Regions from separate parts of the Homo sapiens genome. Here region 1 is linked to region 2. A link is an interaction called in ENCODE POLR2A ChIA-PET data of the cell type or tissue named here. Cell type or tissue: PC-3. All regions are shown on one strand.

Region 1 (4,000 bases), 94 kb before region 2:
ATCAAAACATCTCTTTCCTGTTTCTTTTTTGGTTTTTTTTTTTTTGAGATAAAGTTGTGCTCTTGTTGCCCAGGCTGGAGTGCAATGGCTCTGGTCTTGACTCCTGACCTCGGGTGATCCGCTGTCCTCAGCCTCCCAAAGTGCTGGGATTACAGGAGTGAGCCACCGCGCCCGGCGAAACATCTCTTTCCTTTTTGTCTTGTTTCTCCAAAGCCCATGAAGAGAGCTGACACCTCTAGTTTGTCCTTACTGGTTTTAAAAGATACTCAAACAGGCCGGGCACGGTGGCTCTCGCCTGTAATCTCAGCACTTTGGGAGGCCGAGGCAGGCGGATCGCATGGTCAGGAGTTTGACACCAGCCTGACCAACATGATGGAACACCGTCTCTACTAAAAATACAAAACTTAAGCCAGGCACAGTGGCTCACACCTGTAATCCTAGCACTTTGGGAGGCCAAGCAGGTGGATCACCTGAGGTCAGGAGTTCATGACCAGCCTGGCCAACATGGCGAAACCCTGTCTCTACTAAAAATACAAAAATTAGCCAGACGTGGTGGCGACGTGGTGGCACACGCCTGTAATCCCAGCTACTCGGGAGGCTGAGGAAGGAGAATCACTTAATCGCTTGAAACTGGGAGGTGGAGGTTGCAGTGAGCTGAGATCACACCACTGCACTCCAGCCTGCCCGACGGGAGCAAGATTCCATCCAAAAAAAAAAATTAGCTGGGGATGGTAGCCCATACCTGTAATCCCAGCTACTCGGGAGGCTGAAGCAGGAGAATTGCTTGATTGAACCCGGGAGGTGGAGGATGCAGTGAGCCAAGATTGCACCACTACACTCCACAGAGCAAGACTCTGTCTCAAATTAAAAAAAGAAAAAAAGATACTCAAACCACTTCCAAATGATTGGAATGCCTTATCTAGATCAAATCTTCATTAATTTTTCCTTAACAATGGACATATTCTCTCCAAGCTGGATTTCATATACAGCATATCAAACATAATTTTCAGAAAATTCAGAAACAACCATCAGGCTTCTTTCCTTCCTAAGCCCCCCAATTTAAACCCAAATAACAACTGCAATATTCAAAAGAATAAAATGTCAACCTTTCGTTAATTTCCCAAAAATTAACTTTAATTAAAATGAAATTTAAGTTATTTCACAATTTTCACCTATAAAGTAGCATTAAGGACTGGGTGCAGTGGCTCACACCTGTAATCCCAGCACTTTGGGAGGCTGAGGCAGACAGATCACCTGAGGTCAGCAGTTCAAGACCAGCCTGGCCAACATGGCAAAGCCCCATCTCTACTAAAAATACAAAAATTAGCTGGGCGTGGTGGCAGGTGCCTGTAATCCTAGCTACTTGGGAGGCTGAGGCTGGAGAATCATTTGAACCTGGGAGGCAGAGGTTGCAGTGGGCCAAAATGGCACCGTTGCACTCCAGCCTGGGCAACAAGAGCGAAACTCCATCTCAAAAAACAAAAAAAAAAAAAGAGGGAAAGAGAATGTAACATTAAGAAACAAGTAATGGGTAATGGGCCAGGCGTGGTGGCTCAAGCCTGTAATCCCAGCACTTTGGGAGGCCGAGGCGGGCGGATCACAAGGTCAGAAGATCAAGACCATCCTGGGTAACATGGTGAAACCCCATCTCTACTAAAAAATACAGAAAATTAGCCGGGCGTGGTGGTGGGCGCCTGTAGTCCCAGCTACTTGGGAGGCTGAAGCAGGAGAATGGAGTGAACCCAGGAGGCGGAGCTTGCAGTGAGCGGAAACTGCGCCACTGCACTCCAGCCTGGGGGACAGAGCAAGACTCCGTCTCAAAAAAAAAGAAAGAAGTAAAATGGCAAAGAAACGACAAGCTTCTAAAAAACAAAGCACAAAGCAACATACACACAGCACAGCTCCCTCAGCCTTTGGTCCAGATATCATTAAAAGCCTAATAAATTGCTAGTTTCACAAGTCTATTCAACATACGATTGCAGTAATAATTACAGTTTCAGTTTATGTTTCTGGCTAAAAGAAGCTTAAAGAAAAAAACAACTACTCTGCTGTTTCTGTGACAATGCCAATTTAAAAATCACAATTTTAGAAGCATCACAGTTACTGTTGGCATAACATAGTATACTTATCAATCCTACTCAATAAAATGACTCAGCTGTATGCAATTCTGAGAGTCAACATGCGAATTAATATTGCATTAAATTGCATACAGCTGAGTCATTTTGGGGATCAGTTAACTCTTAAAATTCCAACAGAATTAATCAAATTCTTGGGGTTTTTTTTTTTTGGAGACAGAGTCTCACTCTGTTGCCCAGGCTGGAGTGCAGTGGCGCAATCTCAGCTCACTGCAACCTCTGCCTCCCAGGTTCAAGCAATTCTCCTGCCTCAGCCTCCCAAGTAACTGGGACCACAGGTGCACGCCGCCACATGCAGCTAATTTTTTGTATTTTACTAGAGAAGGGGTTTCACCGTGTTGCCCAGGCTGGTCTCGAACTCCTGAGCTCACACCTGTAATCCCAGCACTTTGGGAGGCTGAGGCAGGCCAAGGCAATCCGGCCACCTTGGCCTCCCAAAGTGCTGGGTTACAGCCACTGCACCTGGCCAAATTCTAGGTATTTTAAAATCAACATTCTGTCCCCTCTTTAACCCTACCATTTCTAGGCTTTCATTTTAAGAGCTGACTGGAATTGGTTGGGCATGGTGACTCACGCCTGTAATCCCAGCGCTTTGGGAGGCTGAGGCGGGTGGATGGCTTGAGCCTGGGAGTTCAAGAACAGCCTAGAAAACATGATGAAATCCTGTCTCTGCAAAAAATACAAAAACTAGCTAGTCTTATAACTCAGTCTCTAGATAGATAGATAGATAGATAGGTAGGTAGGTAGGTAGGTAGGTTTTTTTCAAAAGTGCTGACTGGAATTGCCTGACAGCGTATTTAAAAGGCTGAGAGCAAATATGGTTCCTAAAGAACTGTAATTACAAGTCTATAATTCTTTTTTTCATCTGTCCTATATATGGATTAATGAAGTCAAAACCACCCATTTGATACATTAAATAGCAAATACTGTGCTAGGCCTAAAGATTTTTAAAAAGGTTAAGTCCCAAGAGTCCTTATGTTTATACATGCACTTGGAGTGTTGCTCTTTATCCTTTTAAGCTTTTTCTTTTGTCCATTTATAGATTCATCTGAAGCTTTGGTAATTTTTCATTTTTAATGTCAGAATTCTGTAAGGAACATTGAACATATGTTAGCATATAAAATAGTTTATTCTTGTGGAAATGCTGACAAAATAATTTGTGTATTGAATTTGGCATTTTTATTGCCTTCTAGTTTAATATTATTTCTTTTTATATAAAATAAGATTAACATAAGCCAGGCACGGTGGCTCACGCCTGTAATCCCAGCACTTTGGGAGGCTGAGGTGGGCAAATCACAAGGTCAGGAGTTCAAGACCAGCCTGGCCAACGTAGTGAAACCCCGTCTCTACTAAAAAACACAAAAAATAAGCCAGGCGTGGTGGCGGGCGCCTGTAATCCCAGCTACTCAGGAGGCTGAGGCAGGAGAATCACCTGAACCCGGGAGGCGGAGGTTGCAGTGAGCTAAGATTATGCCATTGCACTCCAGCCCTGGCAATAGTGTGAGACTCTGTCTCAAAATAAATAAATAAATAAATAAGATTAACATAGCAATCTTTTTTTTTTTTTTTTTTTTTTTGAGATGGAGTTTTGCTCGTTGCCTAGGCTGGAGTGCAATGGTGAGATCTTGGCTCACCGCAACCTCCGCCTCCCAGGTTCAAGCGATTCTCCTGCCTCAGCCTCCTGAGTAGCTGGGATTACAGGCATATGCCACCACACCCAGCTAATTTTGTATTTTTAATAGAGACAGGGTTTCTCCATGTTGGTCAGGCTGGTCTTGAACTCCTGACCTCAGGTGATCTGCCTGCCTTGGCCTCCCAAAGTGCTGGGATTATAGGCATGAGCCACCTCGCCCAGCCAGAGACAT
Region 2 (4,000 bases):
GAGACTGGTCTTGGGCCATCCAATCTTCTCTGCCCGCTACAGCTAAGCCTTTTTCTGCCCACTACAGCTTCCCACATGCTGCTTCAATGTTGATATCTTGAAGAGGTTCCAGCCTGGCATGGTGGCTCACACCTGTAATCCCAGCACTCTGGGAGTTCAAGGTGGGAGGATTGCTTGAGCCCAGGAGTTCAAGAACAGCCTAGGCAACCTAGTGAGACCACATCTCTACAAAAAATTTAAAAATTAGCTCAACGTGGTGGTGTGTGTCCATAGTCCCAGCTACTCAGGAGACTGAGATAGGAGGATCACTGGAGCCCACAGGCTACAGTGAGCAATGATTGTGCCACTGCACTCTAGCCTGGGTGACAGAGCAAGACATTGTCGCCCAGAAAAAACAAAAAGAGAAAATAGAAGAGGTTCTTACTGTACAATAGGACTTTTTTTTTTCTTTTTTGGAGTCAGAGTCTTGCTTTGTCACCCAGGCTGGAGTGCAATCGCACGATCTCAGCTCACTGCAGCCTCCGCCTCCTGGGTTCAAGCGATTCTTCTGCCTCAGCATCCTGAGTAGTTGGGGTTACAGGCATGGGCCAGCACGCCCGGCTAATTTTTATATTTTTAGTAGATGGGGTTTCACCATATTGGCCAGGCTGGTCTTGAACTCCTGATCTCAAGTGATCTACCTGCCTCGGCCTCCCAAAGTGATAGGATCACAGGCGTGAGCCACCTCACCCAGCCACAATAAGAGCTTTTTAATGAGAAGAAGACACAAGTCTTGATTGAGAATTTCTCTTCCTGAGAGGAAGTACCAGCATGTTATGGACCTTAGCTGATTTGTCTTTAAAAATCTCAAGCTGTAATAATTCCCAGTTGCTCAGTGCACAGTGAATGAGGCTGATATTTAAACAGAACGCCTCAAAGGCACCCGCTGTGTCCACACTTTCTCCCTGCCTGTCCTATGCCTCTCCAGGTGATGTCCATCTTCTCCTTGAAGCCCTCTCTGGCTGCTCCAGTCCCTGAGCTTTCCTTCCTGCACTCATACAGCATGAGGAAGGCTCCATCTTTTTCTAGATGTGCTATTTTTTTTAGCATTTGCTGTGTGCACTTTAGAGGCTCATTGCCTCTTTGAGACCAAGGATGGCACTGTCCCTTCTCTCTAGTTGCTCTGAGTGCCAAGCACAGCCCTGAACACCAAATACTTTGACTCTTCTGTGGCTACTCAACCCTCCTGGCTGTTCCTTCATCACCCTGGACCGGCCCCCACTCCAGGGTCTTTGCACTTGCTCTCCCTCTGCTTAGAAAGCCCTTCTCCCTGCAATCTGCAGGGGCTTGATTACTCTTCTCTTTCAGGCCTTTGCTCAAATGTCACCTCATCAATGCACCCTTCTCTGACCATCCTATTGAATATTCCAAATCTTTTTTTTTTTTTTTTTTTTTGAGACAGAGTCTTGCTCTTGTCGCCCAGGCTGGAGTGCAGTGGCACGATCTTGGCTCACTGCAACCTCTGCCTCCTGGGTTCAAGTGATTCTCATACCTCAGCATCCTCAGGAGCTGGGATTACAGGCGCCCGCCATCACACCCGGCTAATTTTTGTAGTTTTAGTAGAGGCAGGGTTTTGCCATGTTGGCCAGGCTAGTCTCAAACTCCTAACCTCACGTGATCCACCCGCCTTGGCCTCCCAAAGTGCTGGGATTACAGGTGTGAGCAGGCCAGGAACTATTGTGCCATGGATATTGTTGGTAGCCTATCCATCTTCTATGTCCACATCTGCAGGGGAAGGGGACCCTACCCTCAGCTCCTGGGGTGGTCCCTGGTTGGCACAGTCCATTCTCCTGAGCACAGTCACAGTCTTCAGAGGGGCACCTGGTACCTGAGCTGTCCAATCGGGGAGATTCTTGGGACTCTCACCAGTAATGTTGGTGTAGACTTGTTTCCTGTTCTTCCTGGAGACCTTGTTGGCCTGACTGAGCCATCTGGCCACCAGAGTGAGGATGTGGACAACATAAAGCAGAGGGCAGAACCGAGGGAACCCCAGATAAGGGGAGCCAGACCTGGATTAAGGCAACTCTGAAAGGCAAGACTCTCTGGATACTTTTTAAGGCACTTGGGGACTAAAATAATAGAGAGTCTAACAAAAAAAATTTAAGATGTCCATTATATTGTTCAAAGTATAAAGAAATATGGAAACTCCTTTGCTTACAAACTTCCAGCTTCCAATTAAGCAGAGACCCCAAAGCTATAGCCCAAAGCAAAAGTATGTTGCCTTTAGTAGGGGGCACCTGTCGCCGACTCCCAGGAGTGTGGAGTTGGGAACTAGTTGGCATTTTCAGTTTGTTCTAGAAGTCCAGGACTATGTATCTTGTCTTCTTAACCTGAATGGGATTCTCCCCAGTTCAGGGAACCAGCTGTGAGCTTTTTTTTTTTTTTTTTTTTGAGACAGGGTCTCACTCTGTTGCCCACGCTGGAGTGCAGTAGTACAATCATGGCTCACTGCAGCCTCGACCTTCTGGGCTCAAGCAATCCTCCTGCCTCAGCCTCCCAAGTAGCTGGGACTACAGGCATGTGCCAACACGTCCAGCTAATTTTTGTGTTTTTTGTAGAGATGGGGTTTCACCTTGTTGCTCAGTCTGGTCTCAGACTCCTGGACTCAAGTGATCTGCCTGCCTCAGCCTCCAGAATTGCAGGGATTACAAGCGTGAGCCACCACACCTGAGTTCTCTCTTATTGTAATGAAAGTTTTCAGGGGATCCACATTTCAGCTCCCTGTACCCCTGTAATCACAAGAGGGACCAATGCTGTAATGTCCTCTTAGCAAATAGCCAAGAGCACACAGATCTGACACACGTGGAAGGTATTGTGAGGCTGTGTTCTGAAAAGGAATAGTAAACTAGGAAAAGTTTCTCTTCAAACAAACAAACAAAAACCTGCCCTCTGACAAGCAGGTGCTTCTCTCAGGTTCTTGGCTTCCCAGTTTACTACCTGGCATATCTGTAGCAAATGGTCGCTGAGAACCTGGAAGCAATTCCTCATTTGCAAGTCAATGGCAGATTTTTTTTTTTTCCTTTTTGAGACAGTCTCGCTTTGTTGCCCAGGCTAGAGTGTATGGTGTGATCTCAGCTCACTGCAACCTCAGCCTCCTGGGTTCAAGTGATCCATTCTCCTGCCTCAGCCTCCCGAGTAGCTGGGACTACAGGCATGTGCCACCATGCCCAGCTAATTTTTGTATTTTTAGTAGAAACGGGGTTTTGCCATGTTGGCCAGGCTGCTCTCGAATTCCTGACCTCAAGTGATCCCCTCGCCTTGGCCTCCCAAAATGCTGGGATTACAGGCATGAACCACCACACCGGCCAATTTTTTGTGGTTTTCGTAGAGACAGGATTTCATTACGTTGGCCAAATTGGTCTCAAACTCCTGTCCTCGTGATCCACCCGCCTCGGCTCTCCAAAGTGCTGGGGGATTACAGGCGTGAGCCAATGCGCCAGGCCAATAATCACTGCTGGCATTCTTGAGTGCCCATATGTGCCACACACTGTTTTTGCAAAAATTATAACTGAAGAAATTATGACAGTGAAAGAGATCAGACCTAACCAACTCCATCTTGCTTCTAACCTTTAAGCTGTCCTTGTACATTCCTGGGCATAGGCCGAACTAACTTTGGGAAGGAATTCTGTTCATGGTTTGACTCCGAAACAAAATTGATAACAGCCCTTTTCCAAGGCCCCCTTCTTGCCTGGGGACCAGTCTGCCTTTGCAGGGCTAACACATTAGCTACAAGATTAGAAATTACGGGTTAGTGGTAATGCAGCCTCTGGCTCCAAGAGTCTGAACCTCCTCAAATTGCTCCTGGGGATAACATCACTATTGTAAAACCTAAGATCAGTGCTTGAGATATTTTGTAGACCCTGCACTTGATGGATCAGCTGACATCACCCGGACTGGTTATCTGGCTCAACCTGTTCTGCCATCCCACCCAGGAACAGAAGACAGTAAGAAAAACTCACTT

What was found. ChIA-PET counts read pairs that join two places held together with the same protein. Peaks named below come from ENCODE experiments on the same cell type or tissue, not always from the same donor. Only the 100,000 strongest peaks of a DNase experiment are listed, where the experiment ranks them.
Region 1: POLR2A ChIA-PET joins it to region 2 with 24 read pairs; 2 of 35 experiments call an interaction of 5 or more read pairs at or near these places.

Annotation. Positions count from the first base shown.
Region 1 is chr2:47,420,938-47,424,937 of GRCh38, reverse strand. The region is part of intron 6 of MSH2 (mutS homolog 2); the gene reads right to left. Among named protein-coding and RNA genes, the nearest start is that of MSH2, 20 kb to the right of the region's middle. In PC-3, no CTCF peak of the experiment used is centred here; DNase peaks (open chromatin) are centred at 2,167 and 2,697; H3K4me3 peaks cover 1,006 bases; H3K27ac peaks cover 1,847 bases.
Region 2 is chr2:47,326,945-47,330,944 of GRCh38, reverse strand. The region is part of intron 3 of EPCAM-DT (EPCAM divergent transcript); the gene reads left to right. Among named protein-coding and RNA genes, the nearest start is that of BCYRN1, 6.4 kb to the left of the region's middle. In PC-3, no CTCF peak of the experiment used is centred here; no DNase peak of the experiment used is centred here.